Linked DNA regions of Homo sapiens: region 1 is linked to region 2. The links are chromatin loops, found by intact Hi-C in ENCODE. Cell type or tissue: PC-3. All regions are shown on one strand. Each heading gives the region's core, and the rest is flanking DNA. Links, peaks and the distances in the headings are about the cores only. Region 1 overlaps ATP11A (ATPase phospholipid transporting 11A). Region 2 overlaps ATP11A (ATPase phospholipid transporting 11A).

Region 1 (15,765 bases), core at 11,707-15,706, 190 kb after region 2:
ACTCCCCTTCCCGCCTGGAACCCTACAGACACATCACACCCATCCCTCCCGGAGTCTACCCTGGAACATGTGCCTGCCCCAGAGGGTCTTCAAGTTAAGACAGGAACCAAATCACTCTCTCTTCCTTGGCCAGGCCCATTAAAAACATAAAATCAGATGCACATGATCCTAGATTCTCTGCACAAACTCCCCCTCCCCCTCCATGAGTTCAAAACACAGGCGGGAGAGCCACTCGTTGGAAGACGACCAAAGCTACAGGCTTGTCGGGCAGGGGTGGGACCAACTCACAGGGCCACACGCAGCCCACGTGGGGCCCACAGTGAGAGGCCACATCTGAGTGACAGCCAGGGAAGCCGAGAAACTGTCCATCAGACTCAGTCGCTCTGAGGTTTGCAAGGGTGACATGTTGATAGAAATCAATATCAACCCATTTTTTAATGAACTAAAATTGTGAGTGAGGGTGCTAAGGAAAAGCCATTAATACTCCTTTTACGTTTTACTTTTCTGTCAACTGCGAAGATTACCTGACAAATAGGGTTTCTAGTCAATTTCATGCTATACTTGCGGTTTTTAAATGAGTCTAACGATGTAAAATATATAATTACTCCATTTTACAATTAAGTTTCTTACTAATAATAAGGGGACTTAGGTTGGTACAAAGGTAATTACGGTTTCGGACCGTGAATTTTAAATCATTATAACTAGGCTCAAACACATCTTTATTAACCAAAATAGTAACCATTACAATCAACACATTTTTGCCAACGAGAAATAAGTTTGTTTATTCCTGTAGCATAAAAATCAGGCTTTGGGATTCGACAAACTCTTGGAAAGCATTTTCTGCATCCTGCTGGTTGTGGAAGCGTTTTCCCTGTAAAAGTTGTCGAGATGCTTGAAGTGGTAGCTGGTTGGTGAGAGGTCAGGTGAATATGGCGGATGAGGCAAAACTTCGCAGCCCAATTTTTCCACTTTTGAAGTGTTGGTTGCGTGACGTGCGGTTGGGCTTTGTCATGGAGAAGAATTGGGCCCTTCCTGTTGACCAATGCCGGCTGCAGGCGTTGTAGTTTTCAAAGCGTCTCATGGATTTGCTGAGCATACTTCTCAAGATGTAATGGTTTTGTGGAGATTCAGAAAGTTGTGGTGGATCAGACCGGCACAGGCCACCAGACAGTGACCAGGACCTTTTTTTGGTGCAAGTTTGGCTTTGGGAAGTGCTTTGGAGCTTCTCGGTCCAACCACTGAGCCGGTTGTCACTGGTTGTCATATAAGATCCACTTTTCGGCGCACGTTACAATCTGATCGAGAAATGGTTTGTTTTTGTTGTGTAGAATAAGAGAAGATGACACTTCAAAATCACAATTTTTTTGATTCTCGCTCAGCTCATGAGGCACCCACTTACCGAGCTTTTTCACCTTTTTAATTTGCGTCAAATGCCGGTCGACTGTGGAATGGCTACATTGAGTTCTTCAGCAGCTTCTCGTGTAGTTTTAAGAGGATCGGCTTCAATGACTGCTCTCAGTTGGTCGTTGTCAACTTCCAAAGGCTGGCCACTACGCTCCTCACCTTCAAGGCCCTCGTCTCCTCTGCAAAACTTCTTCTTCTTTTTTTTTTTTTTTTTTTGAGACAGAATTTCACTCTTATTGCCCAGGCTGGAGTGCAATGGTGTGATCTTAGCTCACTGCAACCTCTGTCTCCTGGGTTCAAGCAAGTCTCCTGCCTCAGCCTCCTGAGTAGGTGGGATTACAGGCGTGTGCCACCACACAGGGCTAATTATGTATTTTTGGTAGAGACAAGGTTTCACCATGTTGGCCAGGCTGGTCTCAAACGCCTGACCTCAGGTGATCCATCTGCCTCGGCCTCCCAAAGTGCTGGGATTACAGGTGTGAGCCACCACGCCCAGCCTGTAAAACTTCTTGACCCAGCACTGCACTGTATGCTCGTTTAGTGGTTCCCAGCGGCTCCTGGGCCCAATGTGGTGCTGATGTTGCCGAGTTGTCTCCACTGCTTTACAACCCATTCTTAACTCGAATAAGAAAATCGCTCGAATTTGCTTTTTGTCTAACGTCTTTTCCACAGTCTAAAATAAACTTAAACGGCAAGTAATAACTCAGTCGCAAAAAAGCATAAAGTGAGAAATTCACATTAAAATGATGTGTGGCATAACCACATTGATTTAAGAGTGTATTCCAATATCAAACAGCAAATTTCAACAATGCAAAAACCGCAAATACATTTGCACCAACCTAATAGCTTCTGAAACCATGCCGTCCTTTAAAAAGCAGCACAGCAATTTAGGAAATCAAAGAGCTATTTCAATATAAGAACAAAAAAAATTCTCATTGTATTTAGAGAAGAAATAACAGGAATTGTTTTTCACAGAACCAACAATTTTACAGGAAAATACTCTTAAATGTAATTTTCAAATTAATCAATCTATTTCTTCATAATTTCTTAGATAGTAAAAGAAATGTTATAGACCAACTGGAAAGAGAGCACTTATTCAAACCAAGCAATTAGCAGAACCGAGCTCCTGGAAGAAAATGCCACAGAAAACATCCTCGTTCCAATTTCTTATAAACACACTTAGGAAAAAGCCATGGAACCATGTAACACCATCAACTAACATCATTATGAGCTGTATGATTTAAATGTCCTGCCTGCTGAACATCACGCTTTTATGACTTTCTGTCTCTTACTATCAAGTATGATTTGCTCTAAGATGAAACACCAGATCCTCCTCTCTTGCAGCTCTCAGCATATTAAGCAAAATATGAAGTGCAAATGAGTCCTCACATTCAAGTTTTTACCTTTTTACCTTTTACTATGGCCAATTATTTAAAAGAAAAAAATCCTCCTATCTCGGTCCATCCTGCATTTAAACGTAACTAGCACTTGTGTTTCAATGTCTTCTCTTCACCCGTTAAGATCTCTTTCACTGATGAAAAAAAAGAGTGTTGCCCAAAAAGCAAGCTACACAATAGTAGATGCAGAAACTACTTAAAATTGCCCCTAATCAGTTTCAGTTTGGGATGATGAAAAAGATCTGGAAGTACCTGGCGGTGATGATCGTACAGCACTGAGTGTATTTAACGCCATGGAACTGTACGCTTCACAATGGACAAGATGGTAAAGTTTATGTATGTTTTGCCACAATAAAAAAATTACCTATAAATCAATGTATTGTATATTCGTTCAATAAAGCAATACATCTTTATAATGTTAAAAATCATCCAAATTTACCTACTATGTAACATTTTCCTCCTTTGGCCGTATAATATTAAACAAGCTTAAAACACTATTGAAAAGCAACACATACATTCTGTATTGTGAGCAAGAAAACTAAAGGGGCAGTCGACACCTGCTTAGGTCTCAGACTAGGCCTCTGCTCATCCCTCCTGGGGGGCTTCCTCTGCCTGGAGCTGTCCTCTGATGGTCCCTGCCGGCTTCCCGTCCTCCATGCCCCGTCCCGGACACCCTTCCCTTCTCATTTTGTCCCTGGCGCCTCCTCACAGCGGGTGTGCTACATGCCATGTGCCTTCCATCCTTGCCCAGTCTCCAGGAGAGCTGGGGCGCCTGTACCTCTTGCTCCCCACAGAATCTTCAGCGCATACAGCAGCTGCTCAGTGCGTGCGGGATGAACATCAACTGCTGAGCACCCCCGCGTGCTGAGGACATCACACACCCTCCCCTACGAGAATCCCAGGGTTTCCCTCTCTACGTGTCATTCGCTGCCGAGGGCCTGCACATTTTGTTTCCACATTACATCCGAGAAATGGTAAAAGGAGTTAAATAACATCAGAAATGAGGACAAAAGGAAACTCCAGCCACCATGACAGTCGCTCCAGCTTTCTTTTTACATGTTGCTTTCAGATTTATACCAAAGTCATTTATTACTGAAAACAAAAAAGCACGTGTATACTTGATGGTTACCTAATATTTTAATGGTTTGTCTCCATTTATCTGAGTGAAATCACGTCACCTCACTGCACTTTCTAGAGAGAAAAGGAGATGCCCGTTATTCCACGTTTGTGAGGCATTTTATCGGAAAGTGAAGGAGAATCTGTGGTCCCATTTGCCTGCAAACCTCCCATCCCCCACACCAGGGGTCCCGCTGAGGTCTGAAAGCCATTTCCATGTCTTCGTGGGCAATCTGAGACCTTGGAAAACCACACCAAAATCTAGATGGCATTCTACTGGCAGGACCTCATTGTCCCTAATCCTTTGCTGAAAATAGGTTGGAGGAAATCCTCTTTTCTCTGAAGCAGGAGATTATTTAATTATTTAGGCAGCCACTTCCTTCCCAGGCAATGGTGAGCAACAAAGCCAGAAAGAATGAAGGAAATGGGTGAGCTGCTCCTGTCCCTGAGCAGGTACAGAGAGTGGGGGACACCCCCAGCCCATCTCAGACTCAGGCAAGCTGCTCCTGTACTTGAGCAAGTACAGAGGGAGGGGGACACCCCCAGCCCATCTCATACTCTCACGTGCTCCAGATACAAACCTGAGACGCACGCCGCAGTCAGAGCCTCGCCTCCCACAGACCTTTCCAGATAAGACAACGCGGGGGCAGAGCAGCCACTGTGGCCTTGGGCTCCCAAGAGCATCAAAACCAGTTATGGTTTCTGCTGAGTGCTGGAGCCACTTGGCCTTGCATTTTCAGTGAAAGAGAGCGCAAAGTACCCATAATTCCTCCAACAATCGCCAGAGGCCACCCTAACTACCGACTGAGAGCAGTCACAACCTACAATCACCTCTGAGTTGTGCGTACAACAACTGGGCCAGTACTTAATGGATGGTAAAGACCTTTGATTATTTAAAAAGACACTAACCCAGAAAGGTGGACGACAGCTGGCTTGGGAACTCACTGCTTGCCTTGGGAACCCACATGGTGGCTGACGTGTGGGTGGTGTGGCACTCGAGCCCTCCCGTGACTCCCCCGCCTGGGACAGCAGGACCAGCGTATCCCATTGTTCTGACCTGCATTTCAAGTGCAACTTCCAACTAGCACGGTCCAATTTTGTCAACGGTAAGACGTCCTCCTCCACACACGCAGGTGAACAGAGTATGGGCTCCAAAAAGCAATTCCATTTACTGGAAGAACCAGATCATGATCCAGCAGCCTCTGAGTTTACTGAGCAGACAGGCCCAATCCCGTTTTGTGATGTAAACCCTAACATCTGTCTTGTCAATAAGCCAGATGCTGTGTGTTTGGATTGTAATGCAAACACCAAAACAATATGTTATAGCATTGTTTTAATACCAACCACCTCTCCCCTACCAGCTTTCTCCAGTGGGAAAAAAAAAAGCAAAAAGAAGACATAAATACACAGAACCTTAGATCCGAACCAACCACGGGAACTGCGGTCTGTTACATCTAAGAAGGGTCAAATTACCTAACTTTGTTCCACAACTTAAAAAATAACCCATTCTCACTAAGTAATTACGTTCTGTCTTTCCAGACTTCGTGGAACATGCTTCTGTCATCTATTTCATAAAGCAACAGACAAGGCGTAATGTGTTTTTCTGACTGTCCTCTTTGCCATTTCCGATCCGTCTGAATATTCGCCATCTAAATAGTGCCTCGGTCACCAGGACACTGCTGTGGGCTGAACTGTGATCCCCTCAAAAATCTCATATTGAAGCCCTAACCCCTAATGTGATTGGACCTGAAGATTGGGCCTTTACGAGGTACTTACGATTAGATGAGATCATGAGGTCTGTGTCCTAATCAGACAGGATTGGTGTGTGGTTACGAGGAGGAAGAGAGAGAGTTCTCTCCCCGCCTCTGGGAGGACACAGCCTCCTGCCCCCCAGGAGGGCCCCTCACCAGACCTCACCATGCAGACACCCTGATCTGATTTCCAGCCTCAAGAGCTACAAGAAATAAATTTCTATTGCGTAAACCATGCAGCCTGCAGTATTCTGTAACAGCGGCTGAGCTCTCTGAAACACAGGCAGTACCTGTTCAGCTCCACACTAAGATGCTAGGTGCTTACATAACAATAAAACCATTTAAGTTTGTAATCTCAGCAACAAGCATCTCAGAGAATCATGTCGTAAACAATGTATCAGTTTTTCATAATGAAAATTATTCATTCCATAGTCACATTCTCAGCATCTGCTTTCTCAATCATCAAGCCTGTGTGTTAACATGATTCTCATAAACTCACTTTGCTGGTGAGACGCTGGGAAAAAGGCGGAAGACAGCAAGGCCCTGAGACACCGAGGTGGGGGCGCTGCGAGACACGCACACCGCCCGCTCTTCAAGCAAAGCCCTCAGACCCATGCCTCTGGCCGCCTTCCTCTCATGCACACGTGTTAGACAAGTTTAGTTACCGCTTTTGAAACCGAGTGGTCCTGAGAGGGGATAGATATCAGCAGAACGAAGAAAGCCCTGAGAGATGCGCCTGTCTCACAGAGAGAGAAGCCCGGCCAAGGCCACCCAGAGAGACGCACGCACAACACAGCAGACAGAAGGGACAAGAAGCCCGCGGAACACAAGAACCCACCCTGGCACATCGGGCCCGAGGCCTGGCCATCTGAGGGCAGAGGGAGACACCATCACGCACCCCCCGTGTGCACGCCTTCCGAGGCTCTGCTTCCCACTGGAACACGCGGGGGGCGGGGCGGGGGGCCTCCGTGTGGTTGCTACGGTGTCTGTACTTACAGTGGTTTCTTTTTTTTTTTTTTTTTGAGACAGAATCTCACTGTGTTGCCCAGGCTGGAGAGCAAAGGTGCGATCTCGGCTCACTGCAACCTCTGCCTCCTGGGTTCAAGCGCTTCTCCTGCCTCAGCCTCCCGAGTAGGTGGGATTACAGGTGCCCGCCACGATGCCCAGCTAATTTTTGTATTTGTAGTAGAGACAGGATTTCTCCACATTGGCCAGGCTGATCTCGAACTCCTGACCTCAGGTGATCCACCCGCCTCGGCCTCCCAAAGTGCTGGGATTACAGGCTTGACCCATCGCACCAGGCTGTACTTAAGAGTGTTTTTGCACACTCTGTGACAAGAGGAGGAACTGCTACTAGCAACGCCTGTCTCCATCCATCTCCTCAGGCATGTGTGTGCTCATGAACCACCAGCTGGATAACCGCAGGCCCCATCCACAGGATGCCGAGACACAAGCACAGTGCCGGGGGTAACACTGGGAGGAAAAGGGCGACGCGGAACCTACTCACACCTCAGTCCATTGCTGGGGTTATAAATGTGTTGACAGCCTGCTCTGTCGCCCAGGCTGGAGTGCAGTGGCGCGATCTCCTCTCACTGCAAGCTCCGCCTCCCCAGTTCACGCCATTCTCCTGCCTCAGCCTCCCGAGTAGCTGGGACTACAGGCGCCCGCCACCACGCCCAGCTAATTTTTTTGTATTTTTAGGAAAGACGGGGTTTCATCGTGTTAGCCAGGATGGTCTCGATCTCCCGACCTCGTGATCCGCCCGCCTCGGCCTCCCAAAGTGCTGCGATTACAGGCATGAGCCACCGCGCCCGGCCCTGACAGATAATTTTTTATAGGAAAGAAATCAGTGTGCTGAATACCCACTGTGGACCAGATCTTCCTCTGGGCACTTCCTTCAACATCTCTGGGATTCTTGGCATTTCAAAGGTCAGGCGAACTTGGCAAGTTTTCCTTCAAAAGGTAGATTATTCCTGTATTCTATAACCTTTTAATCTTTAAGTCAAAACTAAACACAACTTGACTGCCAAACGCCAGACACTGCCGAGATGCCTGGAAGTTAGTAGCTGTGCCTGAGCCTAACTGATAAGCACGCAGCAACAATACTTAACACACTTGTAACTGCCAGGCAACCTCCCAGAGTTCTCCTCTCCTGGCTGGGATGGGTCGCTGTTGCAGGGGACATGGAGAAATCATGGTAGAAAGGACCGTGGAGACGGCCACAGGCGGACTCGAATTTCTGTGTATTCCACATATTCGGGTGCCACTCCCATTCTCAGGTGGCCGCCGGCCACTCCTGCCCCCCAACGTCCTCCTGAAAGGGCCGCAGCGACCTGGGGTCGGCTGATCCCTCAGCAGCTGAGCCAAGCCCAGCCTCTTCCCCACAGCGCTAACGTGGAAGTCTCACTACTCAGAGATACACAGATAAGTGGGCGAGAGAAGCAGGTCCAAGCCCACGCACGTGGAGATGGATTCAGGGGTAGCGGGGATGCTAGTGAACAACTGCCCTGGATGTGTGACACAGGGACAAGTCCTGAAGCAGCTGGAGGCTCCTCAGGGCGAGGCGGGTGACAAGCAGAACGGGGCACATGGCGGGAGTTGCAGGCCCTGGGTTTGAGACCGCATGTTGGAGTGGCCGTGGAACCTGCTGTCTAAGCTCGGACGCTTCTGCGAGTGAAGGGGACGCTATGGATAATTATTAACGATGTGGGGACAACAGGCACAACCTGGGGCTGAACTGGGCCAGGAGGGCGTTCACTCACCCTTCACAGGGTGCAGACCACGCCGGGGAGAACAAGGTCAGAGTCAGGCATCAAGGCCTGCGCCCACCCACCACCCTCAGCACCCAGTGCCAATGAGACCTGGCTGCCCTGTCACAGGATGGCACAGTGCTCCTTCACAGGGCTGCTGTGAGGATCGAGAGGGGCTGTGGATACAACCCTTGGGGAAGGAAGGACCCAGCCTCCCAGACATGCCGGACGGCAGCCCCTTCTCTCTCTGGAGCAGGACCCGCCTGTCCCAGGCTGCCTCCCGGAGGTGCCCACAGCACGGACCACGGGTGCCTCATGCCAGCCTCTCCTGCCCTTCCCGTATTGGGGGTGGGCACGCTAAGGACAGAGATGCCTTGCCAGGCTGCACGCTCTTCACATCTTTGTTGAACGTGTAATTTCCATCCTTGTCGAATGCATAATTCAACCAATTATGCCTTTGATCAAATCGTTTTTTTCACATGTAACAAACCTTCTCTTTAAAATCTTTTACCTTCCTACCAGGAAAAATGATCTTATTTTCGTTCCCTTTCCAAGCCAAAAAAAAAAAAAAAATTACCTTTGTCACATGAGATGTGACAAAAATTGGCAGCCCTTTCCTGAGATATTTTTACAGCGCTTTACAATGTGTTACATTGAAAAGCGTACGAAAAGTGTAATTTCAGTGTATGAAATTACAAGGTTATTTTCATGTCCATTAATAAAGGTTCATTTGATCCTCACCACCCAGGACAAGAGAGACAGCAAAGGCCATGAGTTTCATTTTACAGCTGCCACTGGAGGCGACATGAATGGCTCAGAGCAGAGCCAGGTGGGACACAGGCTCCCCGGCAGGAGGCTGCACAGGGGCCCAGTGTAGACCATCGTCCAGCCAAAGCACACGCAGACAAGGTGCTGGCAGGCTCGGCCTCCACCAATGACATCATCTGTGAAATGTGCTCCTTCCAACTCAGCAGAAGTAACACGAACAGAAGTTAAAACCCTTCTTGCCCGCAGCAACCTGTCTTTGTTAAAACGTTTGCACATAAAGCACACACACTATACGGTGCAGAGTTCACAACGGACCACCAACCCCAAGCGCAGCCAGCTGATGTCCTTCAACTCTGCAGCCACAGCCGGGGGAAATTTTGATACCAAATGATGTGTGACATAATACCACCTCCCAGGAAAAAGTGACTTATTTTATCGTCTCAACTGCAAACTTCTAATATGCCTTCCAAGAAGTGATCTGGTTCTGAAAGCCACAAAAAATAAAATAAAAACCACAGAAAAATGGGAAACATTTTGCCAAACGGGGTAGAGGGTGGTTACTTAAACACATTCAGAGTAAGAATTTGAAAATATATTCATCTAAGTGGTCTTTATCCTTGAGAATAACTCATCTGAGTTGAGTGGCAGAAAAACTGTAAGGAAAGGCACTTGCAAATAAGTGAAAATATGTCACTAACAAATTTCTGAATGTGAACACAAATCACATTTGAAAGAACGACTTACACAATCTTTATTCATAGAAAAATCAGTTTCTTCCCACTCTACTTTGAAAATGGAGAAGATTTAAAGGATTGGTTTAAAGACCAGGCGCGGTGGCTGACACCTGTAATGCCAGTACTTTGGGAGGCCGAGGCAGATGGATCATTTGAGGTCAGGAGTTCGAGACCAGCCTTGCCAACATAGCAAAACCCTGTCTCTACTAAAAATACAAATTAAAAAATGAGACAGGCGTGGTGGCAGGCGCCTGTAATCCAAGCTACCTGGGAGGCTGAGGCATGAGAATCACTTGAACCCAAGAGGTAGAGGTTGCACTGAGCCGAAATAGCGCCACTGCACCCACTCCAGCCTGGGTGACAGAGTGAGACCTTGTCTCAAAAATAAATAAATAAAGATAAATAAATAAAAGATTGGTTTAAAGAGGCAACTAATGATTAATCTGCCCAAAGGGTTCACACATCAACCCTAGTTACAAAGGTAAAAGGTGGCAGAGAAAGCCTAAAATTCCATCTCTTGACTCCCAGCCTGATGTCCCAGCATCCCTGCATGAGTGAGCCACATCACCCTCTCTCAGGTCGGGCTGCCAGGGCTTCCTTCTCAGGATATGTAATAAGGAGAAAGCTCTCTGGCTCTGCTGCAATTACAGCTGTGGTGAATTACAAACAAACGCACCATGGGACAAAAGCATGCAGCAGCTAAAGCACCATTAGGTAACTCGCAAAAACAACTCAGCAGTTTTCTTTAGGCTCTGCAAGTCTCAACCAAACCAGAAAAGCCTGTGTCCTCCTTGGGACCGGGTGGGGTGGTCTCAGGCTTCGACGCAGCAGTGATGGGCCCAGCAACTCAGGCCAGTGGAGAGCACCGACCCTCCCCAAGTGGCCATCGCTCCAGCAGAAGCGGTCCTCGGGAAACCAGCAGGCCAGGAGTCACGAGACTTCCAAAAAAGTGGGGAAATGTGGGGATGTATGTGCCGTCCTCTGTGTTCAAATGTCAGCAAGAAGTTCAAATTGTATCGAGGCTGCTGAGTGCGCCCGTGCAGCCACATCAGAGGAGCCTGCCTGTCCCAGCACAGGAGTCTTAACTTTAGCAGGGGCAGGGGCTCCCTTGAGAATCTAACAAAATTGGGAAATGCCTGCCTGGAAAGCAAAGGTCCTGCATGCCAGAGGTTGGCATGTTGTTTCCAGGGATCAGAGTCTAGTTCTTAGGAACTCATCGTTTTAAAATGAAAGTAGTTTCAGGGCTGGGCGTGGTGGCACATACCTGCAATCCCAGCACTTTGGGAAGCAGAGGTGGGCGGATCATCTGAGGTCAGGAGTTCGAGACCAGCCTGGCCAATATGGTGAAACCCCATCTCTACTAAAAAAAAAAAAAAAAAAAAAAAAAACTGGCCGGGCGTCGTGGCACAAATCCCAGCTACTCAGGAGTCTGAGGCAAGAGAACTGCTTGCACCTAGGAGGCAGAGGATGCAGTGAGCCAAGATCAAGCCACTGCACTCCAGCCTGAGCAACACAGTGAGACTCTGTCTCAAAAATAAAAAATAAAAATAAAATAAAGAGTTTTAAAACTATGAGGAGGCCCTCGGAACTCTGGCTCTGGACACCAGGCTCTGGGGACAGGGCACTGCGGCTGCTCTCCCTGAATTCCCTTCCGAATTGCCAATGGCAACCTCTTCATCACTCTGATTAACACTAATGACCTGGGGTCTCGGTGTTGGCCCAGCAGCTGTTTTCTGCGTGGCTTTTCTGTGCCAGGAACGTTCTAGGCACACGGGTGACACTGGAACACGGAAATGAACACGGCTGGGTGGCGTGTAGCAGGCAGTGGACGCCTCTTCCTGGGACAAGGATGTTGATGGAGAGGGAAGAAAGGCCACTAGGAGCCCACCGTGGCCCTGGGGAAGGCAGAGGCCAGCACCGGAGCCCACCGAGGGGCGGCCAGCCCGCAGGACGCCACAGGAAGCAGCCCACGGAAGGCCCCAGGGCTCCCAGAGGCTGCTGCGTGGGCCGCCCCTCAGGCTGGACACGCAGGCACCCACCTGGCCAGGCCCTCACCTCGTCCACCCCGCCACCCACTGCGCGCAAGCACTGCGCCCCACGCATCCTCCACCCGCCTCGCCCACCCGCCAGCCTGCGCACGCACTGCCCCCAACCCCACTCTCTTTTTCTCAGCACCGTCGCCTGCGGGGCACCCCAACACTCACTGTGGTGGTTTCCTGTTCGCCTCCCCCATTCCAAGGGGGCCCCAGAGGGATGGGACTTGGGTCTCTGTCCTTCCCGGCTCACTGGCGTGTCTCTGAGCACACAGGGGCGCTCGCTAACTGCAGCTGGGATCACAAAAGCCCCACGGAGTCGCTGAGGTGGAGGGCAAGGGCAGAGAGGGGCCCGAGGGAGGTGGGCCTGGGGGTGATGGAGACCTTGGTAAGGGAACCCCCCGCGGTAGGCACAGAAGAGACAGGAGAAGGAAGGACGGGCCAGCTACGCGGGGTAACCTAAGAAAAACGGTAGCTGGAAGCCAAAAATGAGCACGGTGACCGCTGGGAAATATGGGGTCTAAAGCGGTGCCAACAGCGGGACGGCAAGCAGCAGGGCAGACAGTGTCACTCAGAGAGGGAGAGAGACGGGGCCGCAGCACACACGGGACTGGACTTCGGCAGAACGGGTCACTCGCTCCAACCGGAGGAGGCAAGCGCAGAGGCAGAAAGGCTGCTGGGCGTGGCAGGGGCGTTCCCACCAGTGACCACCGCTCTCCCCGGGAGAGCAGGGCAAGGTCACCCACTCTCCACGTGAAGAGGAGTGCGGGGAGAAGGTTCCGGAAAGCCCAAGGTGAGAGGCGGTCTCCTTAAGAAGCCCAGAAGCATGGACGGTGATGCAGCCGCAGGTCCATGCGCGCAACAAAGACGCCCCGTGCACTGGGCACCCAGCGTGCACGAGCGCCGTGACCTGTCCCGTCACTGCACAGACCCACCAGGTGGGCACCATCATAGTCCCCACCTTGCAGATGGGGCACCAAGCGTACAGGGGGCAACCAACTTGCCAAGGCCACGCAGCCGTCAGCCGAGACGGAACTTGAATGTGGGTCTGTCAGACTCCGACGCCTAACCTCGGCACCTCTGGGATGTACCATTTTGTTCTTCTCAGATAATAATATCCAAGTGAAAGAGAAAATCATCCCTTATCTGATCTTCTTGAATTTCTACTCTGTAAAACTTGCTTGCTATTGATTTTTATTGCAAATAAATAGCATTTTTACCAGCATTTAACTTGGTTAAAAAAACATTGATAAGTCTGGGACTTGAGAATCTTTTATTAACCCTGTTTCTATTGAACATATGCTCCAAGCACCAGAGAACAATTTGTATTTTGGGTTTTAGGGTTTAATACATCTGTAAATAGAGGATTTCATGTGTAGTTAAGCAACTATGTATTTTTATTCATGGATTCAACACAGTTTTAACTAATTGTAAACTGAAGACAGTGTTCTTATCCCTAGAAATTTAGCTGACTATAGCCAAACCTAATAATACAAACTTTTTTCCCTCTAGGTTATTAAATTCACTCCCTGGCAAGAAATAAAAGCACCTCAAGATGCTTGTTCCTAATAAGCAGATATTCAACAGGGTTCCAAAAAGCAATGGAAATGATTCAACCTTTGTGTAGACACAAAGGTGAAATTATGCATCTGGGCAGACTGCTTTAGAATGTCCAGGTGGAAGACACGAGGCCCTGAAGACAAGAAGGGTGCTTGGTGAATTCGTGTGATGAGCTGCCTGGTTAAACATTTGTTCATTATGAACACTTTACGAGTCTGTACTGCAGGCTTGCCACCACACTGCTGGAGACAGATTATTAGTCTTGGATTCTATGCCTCAGGATTCACTTATTTCAAATACCTGAAGACCTTGGCAGCTAAAGCAGCTTAACTTAGTGCTCCTGTGGTGTAGACTCCAGCAGCTGAACAACAGCAAGGTCCCACTGGATCGTCTAATCCTGGATTAGGAAAAGAAACTCCAAAATTATGTGGCATTTCTAAAATTTTAAAACAGGGGCTGGCATAACTGAGTTAAATAAATAAGTCTGTCTTTCAGAAGGGGCAACCTCACAGTTGAACACTGATGTTCACATTATACACCATTCGGTAATAAATAAAAGAAGCAGATATGTATGCATGCATATAAATAGCTGGACTTTCTAGAAGGTTTAACACACTCTAATATAGCACTGCTTCAAGTTCTCGGGAAGCAAAAATGTTTATTTTTCTCTTAGAAAAAAACTTATAACAGTTTGTGTTGAAAGTAATTATCTACTGTCAGCAAGGAAATCCTTCAGATCCTTCAATGTTTTCTATCTTAGAATGTTAAGAAGCAAGAATGGTAAGGTAGAAACAAGCAGAAGCTCTGACAGGCAAAAGAACAAAACTAACAAGGAATATCTGGGCTGAATCATTGAAAGAAGATTATAGGACCATAACAAGACTGAGTTCTTGACCCACAGAACTCTGAAGAAAAATCAAATGCCCTACATAGAGGCATGGAAGGGAAGAGGGAGGGAAGCATCCTGCCCACGCCGGGATGCTCAGCCTTACAGAGATCAAGGGCTGTTTTACCACAGCGTGTAAAGCTTTCTGAATCCTACCTGAGCTCCACACCATGCTCAGTGTCAGGGTGCCCGGTTTACCTCTCCTGTGACCCACGACGCCAGCAGGCCGGGACCCACAGGTAGCTGAGCAGCAGCACTGGCAGCCCATAGGTTTGCTCTCTCCCCAGCCAACCCTACCCAGGGACTCAGCTATGTTAACAGCCAGGCATGACAAACGGACTGAGAGCTTCCCCATTCTTGGCTCTCCACCCAGATTACCTCATTCAACCCTCACAATAGCTATGAAATGAGTACTGCTCTTACCCTCAGAGGAGAAAACTGAGGCAGAAGGAATTAAGCCACTTGCCCAAGGCCACATGGCTAAGAAGGGCAGGGAGGCTCCCACTCAGCATTCAGGCCACTGCCCAGAGAGTATCTAAGAAAAGTATCTAAGCTACCCGCTGAGGCTGCCCTGGTTCCTCTCGGAACTTAAACTACCTGAATCGGTGTTGCTCACCTTACAGCTCTGAAGAGGAAATGGAACTCGCTCTCCATCCATGCTGTTAAAAATACTCTTATTTATTTTGAGACGAGTTTCGCTCTTGTTGCCCAGGCTGGAGTGCAATGGTGCGATCTCAGCTCACTGCAACCTCCGCCTTCTGTGCTCAAGCAATTCTCCTGCCTCAGCCTTCTGAGTAGCTGGGATTACAGGCACCCGCCACCATGCCCGGCTAATTTTTGTATTTTTAGTAGAGACAGGGTTTCACCATGTTGGCCAGGTTGGTCTTGAACTCCTGATGTCAGGCGATCCACCCACCTCGGCCTCCCAAAGTGCTGGGATTACAGGCATGAGCCACCGCGCCTGGCCTAGAAGTGCTTTTAAAGTGTTACGTCATGGAGGTCAAACTACCTCATGGCACATGCACTACCCCATGGCTCATATGCTACCCCATAGCACATACACTACTCCACAACACATACGCCAGTCCACGGCACACACGCTACCCCATGGCTCCCACAGCACATACACCACCCCACGGCACACACACTCTCCACCCCGTCCCCTCTCCCCGTACCCACAGCTCATACATCACCCCAGAGAGCATACACCACCTCACGCCCCCGACAGCACATACATCACCCTAGGGAGCATACACTACCCCACAGCACATACACTACCCCACGGCACACACGCTTTTCCCCACGCCCCCCAGAGCACATACATCACCCCAGGGAGCATACACTACCCCATAAGCACAAGCACTCC
Region 2 (15,765 bases), core at 5,192-9,191:
GCTAGGGTTTCCCATGTTTAGGTCCTAGGGTAAAAAGGGACAAGAACCCACCTCACTCCTCAGTACTGGAGTGGGTAAGGAGCCGCTGGTCTGTGGGTCGCGGTACAGGACGCTGGCCCCTGTCAGCGCGGCCTCACTTTGGTACCTAACAGTGCAGCAGAAGTTGTTTGCAAAACAAACAAAACAAAACAAAAAAACTATAAAAGACCCCACCATTTAATTCTTGTGTCTCCAAGATTCAGTGGAAACTTATTGATAACTTAAAAACAAAGTAAAGTGGCATAAAAAGGTGAAATCATGGAAGATGTGGACCCAGCTATAGACTTTAGCACTTGCAGTTGGAGCTTTAAAATGTCTCCATTTAGTGGGTAAAAAGAGGAAGCCTGTTTGAATGAAATGAAAACAAAGCTCTGGCAGGAGGGAGGTAAACATTAACCAAGCAAGCAGCGGGAAGTGCAGTCCACCGCGCCGTGCCCACCTGAGGTCAGAACACTGGGAACAGGCATGTGATACACAGAGACAGACTGAGGTCCGGGAGGAGGGTGTGTGGGCCGGGAGGACGGTGCGTGGACCAAGCCTGGCTGCAGAATTTCTCCCGGGGGGAGCACGTGCGTTCAGGGACTGGATCCTTGCTCCTGCAAGCCCGCTCCCTGGAGCAGCAGCAGCATCGGTGACCGTGCAGAGACCCCGGGCCCCACTCAGACCCGCAGGGAGTGGCTCCACTGGGGAACCTGCCCTCCCCAGCGTGCAGAAACCCTGCAGAGACCTGTGCAGGGGACAGGAGAGGGGTCCAGGAAGGGCCAGAACCTGCCAGCATGGGCAGGAAAGGGGGAGGCTGGGCTCAGGGAAGGAGGAGGGATGATTTGAGAGGGACAGGAAATTAAACCCAAGGGAACTCCCTCAACCCAGTAACGTTTCTTCACATAATTAGCCACGGAGACAGGATTGTCACTAGCAATGCGTTCAGGAGCTTTGAGAATCGGAGTGGAACAGGCTTTCCTTCTCAAAGGTGCCTCAGTTAAAAAGGTCAGAGTGGGCCCACATGGTGTTTCTTACCTGTTTTTTGTTTGTTTGTCTTTTTGGAGACCAACGCCCCCTTTCTCATGTTGGCATAAGACCCTCTGGTAACATAGCACATTCTGTCAGACTGTCAGACAGGCTGAATTAAATATCATTTAATCGAGCAATAAAAGTCCAAAGGGAGGCTGCCCGTGGGAACCCGCCCTGAGGATCTCCTGCAGGACGTGCAAGCAGATGGCACCGTGGCTGCGGAAAAGGAGGGGACAGGCAGTGACCCCAGCCAGCCACGACCCCGCTCCACACATTCGTGCAGGGTGCAGGCTCACACCCACAGGCGCATGGACAGTGGGCACCACACTGGAACAGACTTTGCCAGGAAGCACGGATTCCCACCTGATACCCTGAAAGATGCCTCCACCTGCACACCGTGGACGGGCATGGAGCTGGCCCGCAGCCCTCAGGGGACAGACAGACAAGAAGCCAGAACGTCTTCTCCATGAAAGCTTTCCGCATTGGCAGCCAATGCAGCGAAAATACAGAGGACAAAACCCCAAGATGTGTGTGCTTCAGAAAAGGCTAGGGCTCATTCTAAAGTTGAGGCAATTCAAGAGGAAATTAATTCAGCCGAGGACAAAGGCCCAGAGCCGCGCATCAGAGGCTGCCCGCGGTGCCCTGCTGGGGCCAGGCTTGTTAGGGCCGGGCAAGCCCTTTGTGCTCCACCAGCTTTCACAGCCTCAGAAGCCCAGTGGGGCACAAGGAGACTACGTCACAAACAGGTTCCCCTGCGAGCACAGCAGGAGGAGCAGAGACCTCAGGGACAACTCCCGCCAGGGCGTCACTGCCTACCAGTGAGCAGATCCCGCAGGAGCTGAGGCTGCAGGGGAAAGCCGGTTGGCCGCCGCACTGTAGCACACCTGCAGCCTCGGCACACGTGTCTGGGCGCTGCACATGGAGGGGGGAGTACGGGCTGCCTCTGTGGATTCCACGTAAGCCGTGCGGCACTTACAGCGAGCTCAGGTAGCAGGCACCCGGGAAGCTGTGGTGCCCGTGCCTGTGACCCCAAAGGCTGGAATCCTTCCAGGGCATCTCCGTGTGGTCACTGTGTCCCATAAGCAGTTTAGGAAGGTTCATCTGCTTCCAAATTGTTCCAACGTCTCGACTTAGTGTTGGAAACTTTACCATTGGAGATTAAGCGCTTTATGTGAAAGCATCGCTCCCACAGAGATGTCTGTACGGGAAAGAAAAGGAGTGATCGTATCTCAGGTGGGAGACTCCTTTGTGCTCGCCTTACACAGCCGAGGAAGGTGGCGACAGTGTCCTCCCACCTACAGAGGAAAGACCACAGGGCCCCCTTGTAAACCTGTAGCCACCCTGGTTTGTCTCGGAATCTGCCCTTCTGTGTTGGACACGCCACAGGCAGACTTGGGCCTGGCGCCTCTGCAGTTCTGGGTGGCTGGAGGGAGCAGGGCAGGGCTACGCTGGCCTCCTCCAGCCCCCAAATCTGCACAAACCCTGCCTAGACAAGACAGCGGTACTGTCCCTCCCTCACCCCCTCCTCCAGAACGAAAGTGCCGAGGTCTTGGCTTCTCACTGCCCAGGTGCCGTCGGGCTCGGCCTCATGGGCTCCAGCTGTATGGGAAGGGCTTCCTGCCAGCCCTTGTCCCGAAACCTCTGACCAGGGTGGTCTGGCTGGCTACAACCAGGCACCCAGCACCTGGAATCCTCACTGGGAAGCTGAGCCGGGCAGGGGCCCTGAGTCTGTGTCCAGCCAGCCCCATGGTCACTGCGTCCTTCCTGCACCCCAGGCCCCATGCTGGACACAGGGCTCGGCCCAGAGCGAGGCAAAGTCTCTCACTTCTTGGAGCTTATGTCTCAGTAAAAATACATAAAATAGGTTAATGTACACAGACACAGCCTCAAATCGGGGTGAGATTCATGCTGTGAAGGCAAAGAACGCAGACCACGAGGGCAGGTGGGGTGGTGGCCTGCGCCGGGGCCCGCTGAGAAGCAGAGACAGACAGGACCCAGCCGTCCCACGAGGGCCCAGAAGCCGTCCACAGATCGGGAGGCAGATGAGGGTGTGTACGGAGACAGAGACAACAAATATAGCCACCTTTTGGGGAGAATTTTGCTGAAACAAGGAGGTGAGAAACAAGAGCTGAGCCGGGTTTCTGTTTGAGACTCTTCTGCTGCCCCGATGGCTTGGCCGGCAGAAAGACAGTGATGCCGCCACAGAGACGGTGAGAGGTCACCCGGCCGCCACAGCCCGCTCCTTCCCCCAGGGCGACGGTGAGGGGTCACCTGCCCGCCACGGCCTGCTCTTCTCTTTTAGAGTAACCACTGATGTCTTAAGAAGTCAGGAAGCCTTGTGAGATGAGTGAGATGCTGACTTTAGCCCCGTGTTGGTGCGTGCTGCCTCGGCTCATCCTCTGCGGGGCGGCTTGCCTGTTGCTGTGTGTCTGGCTCTGCCTTGCTCTGAGCAGGGTCCCCGGGTGGCTTCCTGGATGCCTTTGCGGGTTGGGGACGACCCGGACCCTCTCGGTCCATTGCAGTCACCCAGGTTGAGCCACTCAGAACCGATGGCAAGCGAGCTCCCCTGGTGTGTTCCAGGTTGTCATCCAAGGAGCAGCCATGGCCTCAAACACCCCTCCAACCCCACCCCACCGCCGCACAGGCCCGGATCCACCCCGCAGGCCGCGGCTGCTCCCAGGTGTGACTGCCCTGAAGCCGGATGAGGCATTTCCATGGCCCCCCAGAACGGAGTGTTGGGGGTTGAATTGTGTCTTCCAAAAAGAGATGTCGGAGTGCTAACTCCCAGTGCCTCAGAATGTGGCCTTGGTTGGAGATGGGGTCTTTACAGAGGCGACCGAGCTAAAAGGAGGTCAGTGGGGCGGGCCCTGACCCCAGCGCCGCATGGAGAGCGCCCAGAGGAGATGCAGGTGGAGGACAGGGTGGTGCTGCCACACCTGGGGAGACCCCGGGGTGTTGGTGCACAGACGAGCCTCCGCAGGGCGCTCACAGGAAGCACGCATGTCACCCACGCTTTTGAGATAGGCACATGGCTCTTCCTCTCCCAGCAAACAACTTTTAATTCCAACTTTTATTTCTTCTCCAGGCTCCATCCTCCTCCCTCTCTCTTGGCCCCAGGTGCTGCTGGAATGTCCCCTTTGCTGGGACACTGGAGGACACCTGAACAAACCAGCCTCCCTGTCAGAGCCTGGAGGCTGCCCCAAGCCAGCATCTGTGGCTCCACATGAGCTGAGAACCATTTTATGCCGGCCTCGCTCTCCCTCCAGCCCTTCTGGGCTTGGCTGGCCTTGCCCCGTCCCCTGAGCCCTCCCAGCAATCCTGTCCCAGGTGAGAGTATGAGGCTGGCATGGAACAGCCCTCAGTTGATGTGGGGGAGCAGCGGATGCCCTGGGCAGGCTGGTGGATGCCAGAACACCCTGAGGACACCTGAGGACACCCGGAGGACACCTGAGGATGCCCCGAGGACGCCCTGAGGACACCTCTCGAGACACCGGGAAGGGGCTCCTGTGGGTTCTGTCCCTGCGTCCCTCCCACACCTGGGCCCGTTCACTGGCAGGCCACACGCTATGCTGTTGTGGAAAGCAGTCGTCAGGACAGGCTGCACGAGGTGAGCGGGTTCACTGCGCGTGCAAAGGACCGGCAGCCTCCTCAGGACAGGGCCAGTCCTCGTCCACCTCAGGACCCGCCACTGAGCAAGTGCGCCACAGGCCACGTGGGCGGCTCTGGGAGCCCCAGCATCAGCGCGGGGCACGCAGCGCCACACGAGCCACGCCTTCCTCCATCCTCACCGCTGCAGGCACACAGACACTCCCATTCAGGTCCACAGGCGGCATCATCTGCTGTGGGGGCCTCGGGTGGCCTGTGTGGTTGATGATGTTTGCTAAACACCCACAGAGGCCCCCAGTGACCTAGCATCTGCAGTTAAGAAAAGATCTTTGGCACGGGACAGATGGGCCAGTGTGGAGGGCAAGCTTGCATCCCCCTCTGGCTTCCCCAGGAGGCCCTGATGGGCAGGGAGGGCCAGGCTTCCTCCTCCTTGGGCAGTGGGCAGGGTCACTGGGCATCTCGCTTTCAGGATTCATGTCTTCTGTCTGGAGAGCAGGGGGAGGTGAAGCGAGTTTGGGTCACTCATTAGGGCCAGGCCTTCCCACCCTAGTGCCGCCCCCTGGGACCAGCCTGCTCTGCCCCTCCCCTCTTCTCCCCATGACCCGCAAAATCACAGCATTATCTGTTTTCCTGCTACAAGAGGAAGAGACAGCTGTACGGAAGATGGCTTCAGGGTTACGAGCTGGAAAGGTAAAGGTAAGCCCACATGAAGATGCTGAGAATCCAGGGAACGAGAGGAAAGCATTTCGGAGAGAATCCAGGGCAGCTGTAGGTTCATTCACCCCACAGATGCCTTCGGAGCACTGCCTGTGAAAAGTACCCCCGACTTTGTGGCGTTCAGGAGCCAGAAAAAGTCCCATGTTTAGAATTCCAGCCTGCGAGCCAGGGGCCCTCTGTCCCCTCCCGGGGTGTTTCCCACGTGGCCCTGAGCTGAGACTCCATGGGAAGCAGGTGGCTGAGCAGGGAGAGGAGATGTAGCCAGGCGGGACTCAGGCACCAGCCACCAGGGATGCTCTAGGATCCACCCCAAGGCCCCTCTCCGGGTGCCCCAATGGAGCTGGGATCCCAGAAGTTGGGACCTGGTGGTGTTTTGAAGTTGGTGTTTCCAGACAAGACACAAAACTGCAGAGTATGACACGGCCGGGCTGGGTGGAACTCGAGAGAGGGTGAGGTCAGGGTTGGGACAAGGCCACGGCCTCCAAGGCCAGGGGGCATTCCGGGGGCTCCGTGGCAGCACCCAGAATTCTGCCAGGGCTGGGAGTGGCAGGGGGCAGGGAATGCCCTCTACTTCAGAGTGGGAAAGGCTGGGTTCAGCCAACAGAGCCCAGGAGGCTGAAGGGCCTGGAGGAGCCTGGGGTTTGGTCAAGAGGGAAAATTGGGATGGAAAGGGGGCACCTAGACCCCAAGCACGAGGTGGCAGGCAGGAGCTTGGCAGAGGTCAGGGAGGAGCTTGTGGTGGGGATGGACCAGAAGGTTGGGAAACCCAGTGGTGTTTCCGGTTCTGTGCAGGCACTGGCATCCAGGGCAGTCAGCACCAGGGCCCTGCACCTGGCACACCTGGTATCCCTGCAGGGGGTGGCAGCCGAGGGAACAGCCAGGGAGGGCCCACATCACCCACTGGGCTTGCCACCTCCATCCCGCACAGAAGCACGCTGCGAAGTGTTCTGACTGCACAGTTTCTCAGAGCAGAAAATGTACACACCACTTGTGTGAGTTTCTTTATAAAGAAACTGAAGCAGACTTTTATTCTTTATTGCAAGCAGATTCAGGTCTCCTGCTTAGATAATCTAGAGAAAAGTCCAATATAATATTATCCAGTCAGTTTATCTACAGAAATAAAAGTTAAAAACAGAAGCATACAAAATAAACTTTACTGAAATGTTAGATTGGTTTAATTAACAATTTAATTTTTCAAAGCTGATTAATGAATTATCAGTTAAATGTTACTGTGTGGAGACTGATTTATGTTAATGCACCTACTATGTTTAATAATTTAAAAATAAACTCCAGTATTTATGATGATGACAACTATGGATACCATTCATGTTAAATACATTTTTGAAGACCTTCTTTTATTACATTACATAATGAACAGACATTTTAAATGGTGACGCAGACATTATAATTTTAAGTCAGACACAATATATGCATATTAAAATTCTGTATACTTTGATAAAGTAAAAAATAAAGCTATATAAATTGATCTTTAGATTTTTCTGCAAAAGTAGAATCACACTTTCATGACACTTCTAACATATCCCATCAAGGCTGCTTATAGACACAACATCAGAAAGATTTTCATTCCAGTTCACCCACCTTTAGCTTAAAAAAAAAAAAGATTGCATTTGCCAACTGATATTTTTCCTGTTTTTAAAGTTACAAATGGGTAACTTCCTAAAGAAATGTAGGATGCAAGGACCTGCATATCAAGCTGTTAGACACTGAGTTGTCAAATAAATAATACTAACATTAAATAAGAGTGGTTGTATTATTCAGTACTAGTCAGTGCAAAACACATGAGCTGAGTGGTTTGAAGAACAAGGCTGGAGGTTTCCCGCGACAGCACCGGACCCCTGGCCAAGGCTCAACTCAGGGGAGTCCCCACAGCCTGTCTAAACATTTGTTTAAACGCTCAGCAAGCCGAGCGGATGGTCACCCTGTTGGAGACGCTGGCCGCATCTGGCCTCCTCCCTCGAGACGGTGTGGCCTGCTTGTTCGCCCTGTCTGCTCAGACACAGGCTGGGTTGACTGGGGCTTTAGGCGGCCGCGGCCCTTCCCAGCTGGCTCGTGGCGGAAGGCTGGCCGTGCTCCGACGCGTGCACGGATGAGGTGCGGCGTGGGTGTGGCCAGTCCTGCTGTGGCCGCCTGGTATAGGGCTGAGCCGAGGGGAGGTTTCAGCTTGCGAGGCTGGACCTCCCTAAAGGGGAAGGGCCTTGTCCAGGGCACCAAGCCTTGCTCACAGAGCAGCTGGTGTAAGTGAAGCTGCGACTTCACCCCCGGGGCCTGCTCTGCAAAGCCCAGACATTCTGCCAGGAGGGGGACTCTTCATCCCAGGGAGGCATGGGCTGGGGGCCAGGGAGCCCATCTTCCCATGCCCATCCAGAGGCCTCTCACAGGGGCCCCTCAGCAAGGAGGCAGGATGCAGTGCAGGACACCAGGACAGTGTGCACTTGTTTGTGGCACATGTGTGTATATGTGTGTGCATGTGTGTATTCACGCCTGCAGGAGCCTGCGCATGTGTTTGTGGTGCGTACATGTGCATGTGTACGTGTGGGAGCTCACGTGTGGGAGACGTGTGTTTACATGTCTGGGAGCTCGTTTGTGGTGTACACGTGTGTGCATGTGTGTAGGAGCCTGTGCGTGTTTGGGGTGTGTCCATGTGCATCTGTGTGTACGTGTGGGAGCTCACATGTGTACGATGTGTGCACGTGTGTTTACACGTCTGGGAACTCATTTGTGGTGTACACATGAATGTGCACGTGTGCAGGAGGCTGCACGTTTGTAGTGAATGTACGTGTGCGTGTGTGTGTGCATGTGTGCAGTAGAAGCTCATACGTCTCTCTGCTGTGCATACACGTGTGTGAGAGCAAGCCTGTAGGAGCTTGTACATGTGTGCTTACCTGTACATGCATGTGTGTATCACACGTCCGTGTGTAGGAACTTACGCTGTTCATGATATGTGCATATGTATTGTGTAGGAGCATGCACACGCGTGTCTGTGGTATGTGTACACGTGCATGTTCTGCATGTCTGTAGGTCACACATGCTTTGGTGCATGTACACGTGTGTGTGTGTATGCGTGTAGGAGCTCACACTTGTGTACACGTTTGTGTGCATGCATGTGTGCAGGAGCTTGCACGTTTGTGGTGGGTACATGTACATATGTGAGTGATCCTGTGTGCAAGCCCCCATGTGGACATGGCTATGAGTGAGCGTGGAGCCAAAAGCCAGGTAACACGCATGCAGCAGGCCCACTGTGCGTGTCTGAGACGGTCTGTGGCAGGGACTGGGTGTGAATCATGCAGCAGGCCCACTGTGCGTGTCTGAGACGGTCTGTGGCAGGGACTGGGTGTGAATCATGCAGCAGGCCCACTGTGCGTGTCTGAGACGGTCTGTGGCAGGGACTGGGTGTGAATCAGTGACCGTGTCTCTGACCAACATGCTGAATTACAAATTGATAATTTATTAACCTGTGCAGCAACAAATAAGATTTTTCAAAACTCAACAAAGTGCTCAAAGTTGACATTACTTGCTTCAAAGTTAGTTTAAGGCAAGTAAATACTAACTACTGCGAGGTGGAAAATTGCATGAAGACCCTGCAACGTCATTCACTGAGGATCTTCTCATCCTTTTCTTTTTTATCTCGTGCCCCTTGTCTATTTCAAATCATCAGGCACATTCATTTAATAATTTCCCAAGCAATTTTTAAAAAGACGTTTGGGAGTGTGTAAAAGTTTAGTGACTTTCACACTAAAACTTGTTGTCAGAGGTACATGGTGACTATCTCCACACAGGCAGAGCTGGGACCCAACTTACTAAACCTTCACGTGAGAATCTTCTATTTTTAAGGCTGAAGGATGGCAATTAACAATGAAACATAGAAAGCAGATGAAATTGCAACAAATTGTAAAGAAAAAGTGTAGCAAATTATCGTGCCTTAAATGTGCTGTTCAACTAATCACTGCCACCAGAAATACCAAGAAAAGAAGAGGTGTGTGTAGAGAATAAAATCAAATCTGAAAATTCGCATTCATCAGAGATTGGAACATTCAGTCAAAACTCTCACCAGAATCTAAATGTAAAGTGGCCAAAATTTCATAAACTTAAAAATGAAAGCTTTAAAAACCTATTTTTAAAATTAGACAGTATGTTAAATAAATGAATAAAAGAGATATAAACAGCTATGAAAATACTTCAGTGCAAAGGCAATTTTAAGATTTCTAAAAAAATACATTACAAATAATTTGTTAACTGAACATACAGAGAATCTGCCCCCGCTACAGGTGTTACATTTATGCCCATATTGGGTTCCTAAAAAGGGCTGTAAAAACGCACACACCATTGTTTGCGGGGGCAGCGTGGGCAGGGCTGCCAAGCCAGGGCGGCCACACAAGGACCTCAGGGCAGGGTGGCCCTGGGGACGCCTGCGGCTGGCCCCTCGGGACAGAGTGGAGTCTTCCCCGTTCTGTCTGCTCAAGCCAGTTGCTCGCTACCCTCATCTTTGGTGTGATGTTTGTCACCTTATTTTATCCCAACCACTGTGTTCACTGTTCTTACCGCTGATTTACCCTCTACTTCAAATAAATATTTTATAGGTAAAAGATTATACAATCAAATGGTGAAATCTGAGCTTCCAAAAATACCTACTGTCGAGCACCTCGGAAACACCCTCTGGGTTTCACTTGCCGGAGCCCCGTTCCACAGCGTGGCGCGGGGCGGGCGTGAGGGCCGGCTCCTCCTCCAGCGTTGGTGGTGCTTTCCTGAAAGGCAGCAGTTTCAGCGTCTGAAGTCTGAATCTCACACTGAAATGTCTTCTTTAAGGACCATTAAGGCTATGTCAAATATTATTTCTAGAAATAGAAATGCCAGTACGGAGAACAACAGGGACTTCCTATCACAGCAGCCCTGGGGTTGCTAACCCACCCAGAGCAGCGCTGGACAGATCCTAAGACGAAGGAGAGCCCTGCGTGGGGACATGGGGACGAGGGTATGTGGGGACGGGACAAGGGGACGAGAGGACGTGGGGATGAGGAGACGAGGGGACGTGGGGACGAGGTGACAGGACAAGGGGACATGAGGACGAGGTGACGGGGCAAGGGGATGTGGGGACGAGGTGACGGGATGAGGGGACGTGGGGATGGGACGAGGGGACGTGGGGACGCAGAGCCCGGCGGGCGGAGCTGCAGTGCGGGAGGCGGGCAGAGGTGCGGTGCTGCCTGTTGGGATCCACCCGTGTCCTGTGTGCCACCCCCGTCAGCCCGAGACAGGTTCTGGTGCACGAACACCACCTTGGTGTTGACCCCTCCACGGGGACAGAGGATGTCTGCTCATCACAGCCAAGTATCTGTCTCCCGGCCCTCGCACCCGCGAAATCAACATTCTCCCGTAACAGTGGACTGACGGCTCCGTGCCCTGGCGAGTGGCTGATGGACATCCTGGCACTTCTGCGGCAGGGCTGGAAGCTGCCGGCGTGGCCTTGTCCTCCCACGTGGCACTGCCTTCTCCACGAGGCGGCCGGTGATGGGGAGACCGAAACTCAGCCAGCCCCAACACACAGGGCAGGCGGGCTTGGACGTAACCGCAGGGAAACCACTCCCAGATGAGCAGGGTACGGCGGTGCATCCGCAGGGATGATGGTATCCGAGTGACCCGGCCCTTCCCACAGCATCCGGATTGGAGGGTTGTTGAGTAAAGGACGCACCACCATGGCTCCACCTCACCCTATGGAGGGCATGGGTGGTGGCCGGGCAAGCAGGAAACAGCAGCATGTGGCATCCACATGTGGGCCACCATGGGTCCCTGGACGGCTCTTCTCTCCCAGTGACAGCAAAGGCCAATGATGGCAGGTGGGTGAAGACACAGGCCTGGGGGAATGGCCTCTGCATGACAGCGCGCAGGGTGGGCCAGCAGAATGTCCCTCCTGCGTTGAGCCGAATGCCCAGAGGCCACTGGTGTGGCTCAACAACCACAGTGCTGGGTCCAGGCGGCCAGGGTGCCATGCTCGAGGGCAAGGCCTGTGACCCCCCTCCTTGCCTGCTGGGGGCCAGGAAGAGGCACGTGCACAGTCTCCACAGGCTTAGGACCATCCATCACACGAGCATTCCCACACGGGACCTAGGGCAGCTGTGACTTGGGATGGAACTGCAGTGGTGATGGGAACCGCCGAGGATGGGTGGGGGCTCCGTGGACACCTTCTCCTTCCAGGCCGCGAGTGTCACCTGCTGAGAGTGGGAGCTGTACCAGGCGGCCGAGGGACAGGTGCTCTGGTAGCCTGGGCTCTGCAGAGAGGCAAGAGGGGTGAATTCTGAGTCGCGGTCCCGAGGCTGTGCGCACCCATTCTGCTGAGAGAACGAGACACATGGTCAGTCTCAGGGATACCCACGGGGCTGCCTGGGGTGACCTGAGCCACTCTGGGATGCACTCACTACCATCGCCTCCTGCAGGAACTGCTAGACTCAACTCAGGACACACCCTCGTCCTGAGGGCAGGCCGGGCGGGATCCACCCCACCAGAGAAGCCATATGGAGGCGAGGGGTCTCTGTCTAGGAATGAGGGCCTCTCCTTTTCAGTACCAACAGAGTGACCGTCCCCCTGTCCCACCATCCCAGGGAAGAACCCAGGGGCCCCAGGGATACAGGCCATGGACGGGAAACCTACGAGCTTCCTCCCTGTAGCTGGCTTCCTGTGCAGTGAGCTCGAACGCCATACCGGTACCCAGAGACCCTTGAACAAAAGGCGAACTCACTGCCCCAGGGAAGGCAGGCCCCACCCCACAGGGACCGGGTTGATTTAGTACTGGACGTGCCCAGCTTGCATCCCCTTGACATGTTGCCTAGGATGTCACCATACGGATGGGGCCTGCATGGCTTCTGACAGCCCACTGGGGCCCCGGATGTGCACGGGCCCTGTGGGTCTGACCAGCAAGGGGAGCGGCAGGAGGCCGGCAGCACGCATCTGTCTGATGAGGGGCCGTCCCCAGGTCAGCCCACTTTTAGACCAGGGGGCAGCGGCGGATGCTGGCAGGAGCAGATGTCTTCATGGCCTCCATGTCTGTTGGAGAGGCGACAAGCTATGTGCTCCGGCTGGCACACAGAAGACCTGCACTCACACCTGCCTGGGCCCCAGTTCCACACAAACCATGCAATAACCACGTTTGATTTCAAAGCACGGTCCTTCCTGATGGGCCTTTTAAGTGAAGCTGTGTCCCCCGAAAGACCAGGATCGTGAGCCTGTGTCTGACGATGCTGGGTCTGGTCAGGCTGTGTGCCGTGCGTGTGGGGTGAGTGTGCACACGTGTGTGTGCACAGCATGTTCCATGTGTGGTCAGCTTGCCCTCAGGCGTGTTACTTACCTGGGACAGCAAATGCATGTGTGTGTAAAGAGGGCTGCTCTTTCTCACCGTGAACCTTTGTTATCAAAGACAGCACAGCACAGCACAACTTTGGAGGAAAAACGGGTCTGACAGTCACAGCACACGGGCGGCGTCCAGCAGCCGCACAGTTACCTAGCGTGGAGCTAACTGCGCCTTGGCCGCCGTAGGAGGTCCTTCAGGAGGGGCCCATCGCTGCTCTGTGCGGCCTGGACTGGAGCCTTGTGCTTCACACCCCTCTGCAAGGCGAGGAAAGATACTGAGCGACGTGGGCCACACGGGGCCACCAGGAGTGCTCGGGCCTCTGCCTGCACCATCCGTGGGACCCCAGCAGGAAGAGGCTCGAAGCCCCTGTTGGAGTCTGCATGGGGTGTCATGGAGCTGCCAGGGCGAGGGCTTGGGGCGTCTTGGGAAAACACTGTCCCAGCAGGGCCGCTCCCATGAGGGGCCCGAGCCCAGAACTGAGACAGCGACAGGCTCAGGGACGGGCCATGCACCCGCGGGAGGCAGAGGGTCTGAGGTCCCTCGGCTGGAAGGTCTACCAGGCACCGCTGGAATCCTGAAGCCACACGTTCAGCCACACGCCCACTTCCACGGCAGACAGCGAGCTCCAGTAACCGCTCTACCAGGGCCCTGCGACGGACTTTCCTGAGTCCAGCGTGCTCACAGAACTCCACTGAGATCTTGTAGCCCAGCCTTATTCAAGGAATAAGGGAAGCACAGGAGCTGAAGAACTGCGGGCTTGGAATTGCACAATTGCACGTCTGAATGGGCAAACGCCCAGGTGAGGAGAAGTAGGAAACAGAGGATGAGGCTGCCACCCTTCCTGGGGACAGTGACGGAGAAGTGAACTGCATGCAGATACGCAGAGATGCCAGCACGGGCATATATGTGCAAATCGCACATATATAACATATACATCTGAGGCCTGTGATGCTTTTCTTTTCCGTAGGAACAGGTTAAAAGAAAGCCATCCACTGGAAGTAACATATGCCCCACGTGAGGACTAGTGACACGTTTATTCCTCCAAAGTTTTGCAGAACGCAGGTGGTCTCGGCGCCACGGCGTGTTCCCGTGTGCGCCGGGCATGTGCTGGCTGCAGGCGCTTTCTGTTCAAGTGTGGACGCCGGCCCTGTCTGTGGGGGTCATGCCGGGGCCCAAGGCCTCGCAGGGGGCAGGAGAAACTCCGTGCCACTGTCTCTACGCAGCCGGGCTCAGCTTCCGTACATGCTCAGAAGCAAATCAGCTCTCAACAAACTACATGAATCGTTAGAATGCTTATTTTTAGCTCAGAGTTGGCATGATTTAATCAGTTTCTTAAGGACCTCTTATGAGTCATTAAAATGTTCCTAATAATTTCATCCTAAATGTCTTCAAGTACAGAAATGGTGAGATGAAATTCTGCAATTTAATCTAACAAATTCTGATGACACTAAATTAGAAAACTGTTGATTCTGATTAATTGCTTGGACTTAAAAAAGGACCATTTTGTCAGTTAAAAATCCTGTTTAAAATATATAGAAGATGATGTTATTAAAGGGAAAAGAAGCCTTTTTCTGCTTTGGGCATTTTTCTAAGCTGCATTTGGTAAAACAGTAATACCAAGTATGCATTTTCAAAGCATCACTGATTTGGAGGCATGCGTGAAGGCGGTATTTGGTGCAGGAGCACACGGCTAAAAGACAGAACGCGACTTCAGGACGGCGTGCAGGCCCCTGCAATCTCGGCTCTTATCATGGACACCACCGCAGAAAAATGGCGTGTGAACGCCTCTACATTGCCCAGAAAGGCCAAGGTCGTCATTTTTAAAGCAAATTATTAATAGAAGGCTTTTTTGAAAAACAATGAGGTTTTCATTTAAAAAACAGTAAAAAGGGAATTTGGTCAAACATTTGACACCAAACACTTCCGTCCCCTCTTTGTCTCCAGTTGTGTGGCTCAGCCTGGCTCCCCTTTTCTGAAATGTGCATGGGTCCTGAGCAAACCGTGTTATCCTAGCTGCCCTCAGTCTTTCCAGCTGCAGAATGGGCACAGAAGTGGGTGCGTGAGGGAGGAGGCCTTGTGATCCACGCTCTACAGGCTGCAGAGGGAAGGGTGTGTGAGCTCAGAGCCTGGATGACCTGTGAATTGCAAACTCTCACACCTTCCTGCTTAGGAACCCCTCTGACACCTGTGTGAGGGGTCATGTGGCCAGCTCTCCGCTGTCAGCTGTGTCTGAACCCTCACACAGGTGGGTTCTGAGGCTGCACGGACGCTGAGGGAGAAACCCTGGTTAACTGTGACTGATGGAAAGCACAGCCCATGATCAGTCTGTGCATGAGAAGGTGTAAGTGGTGGCGGGACTTCCCGACGTGAGGCTGCTGTACCCAGCGCCTGGTGGACGCTGCGTCAGAGCACGTGGACTCAGGGCTCTGGTGATGGGCATGGCCCTGCTGCCCCGTGTCTACCATCCCAGGTGCGTGGAAGGCAGAGGAGCATCACCTTGTTCCATCAGAAACTCAGGCTGCTGGAAGTCTGAGAAAGCATAAAGATGGTTGACTGCTCGACAGAAAGGCACTGGCTCTTAGTCTTAGTCCCGAGGTCAGCGGCCACGCACACAGGGGTGTGTGAACAAGGTGTGAGGATTTAGGCAAAGCGGTCGGAAGACGGAAGGAAATGGGAAGGAAAGAGAAACAAGAGACAGAGCTGAGTTAGTCAGAGGCTCGCCACCACGTGCAAGTTCTTCTGGTCACTCTGGGCGGACACTGGTGCCCCCCACCGTGACCCGCCAGCCCCTCCCACCCCCTGCTTTATGCCTTCTGCAGGTCCCGCTGTGTAGCTGTTCATAAGCATTCCCGGGGCTCTTGTGGGACGCAGAGACCCACAGCAATACAGGGGCTTCTAAACAAAGGGTGGGACGGGGAGGGTCCTCACTGGCATTCCCAAAGTGCCCACCCATCCTGGAGATGAGTTGCAGAGCAGAGGGCCTGTGGTCAGACACATCCGGGGGCGTGGCCCTCGGCAGCCCCGACTCTGGAGGC

Evidence for each region. A loop is a pair of places that touch in the nucleus more often than their neighbours do. Peaks named below come from ENCODE experiments on the same cell type or tissue, not always from the same donor. Only the 100,000 strongest peaks of a DNase experiment are listed, where the experiment ranks them.
Region 1: a loop joins it to region 2, with 3 times the contacts of the local background. A loop is called at or near these places in 17 of 110 quality-filtered maps.

Annotation. Positions count from the first base shown.
Region 1 is chr13:112,693,271-112,709,035 of GRCh38, reverse strand. The region is part of intron 1 of ATP11A (ATPase phospholipid transporting 11A); the gene reads right to left. Among named protein-coding and RNA genes, the nearest start is that of ATP11A, 11 kb to the right of the region's middle. RefSeq lists enhancers at 4,678-5,221, 5,843-6,549. In PC-3, for the core only: no CTCF peak of the experiment used is centred there; no DNase peak of the experiment used is centred there.
Region 2 is chr13:112,877,765-112,893,529 of GRCh38, reverse strand. ATP11A (ATPase phospholipid transporting 11A) reads right to left here. Exons shown (of 30, transcript NM_015205.3): 29 at 15,227-15,313; 30 at 6,362-11,654. The coding sequence ends at 15,236. Among named protein-coding and RNA genes, the nearest start is that of MCF2L-AS1, 83 kb to the left of the region's middle. RefSeq lists enhancers at 1,004-1,753, 4,273-4,417, 6,876-7,451, 7,878-8,022, 10,324-10,468 and 3 more and cis regulatory regions at 4,345, 7,950, 10,396, 11,712, 12,937 and 1 more. In PC-3, for the core only: no CTCF peak of the experiment used is centred there; a DNase peak (open chromatin) is centred at 7,539; H3K4me3 peaks cover 911 bases.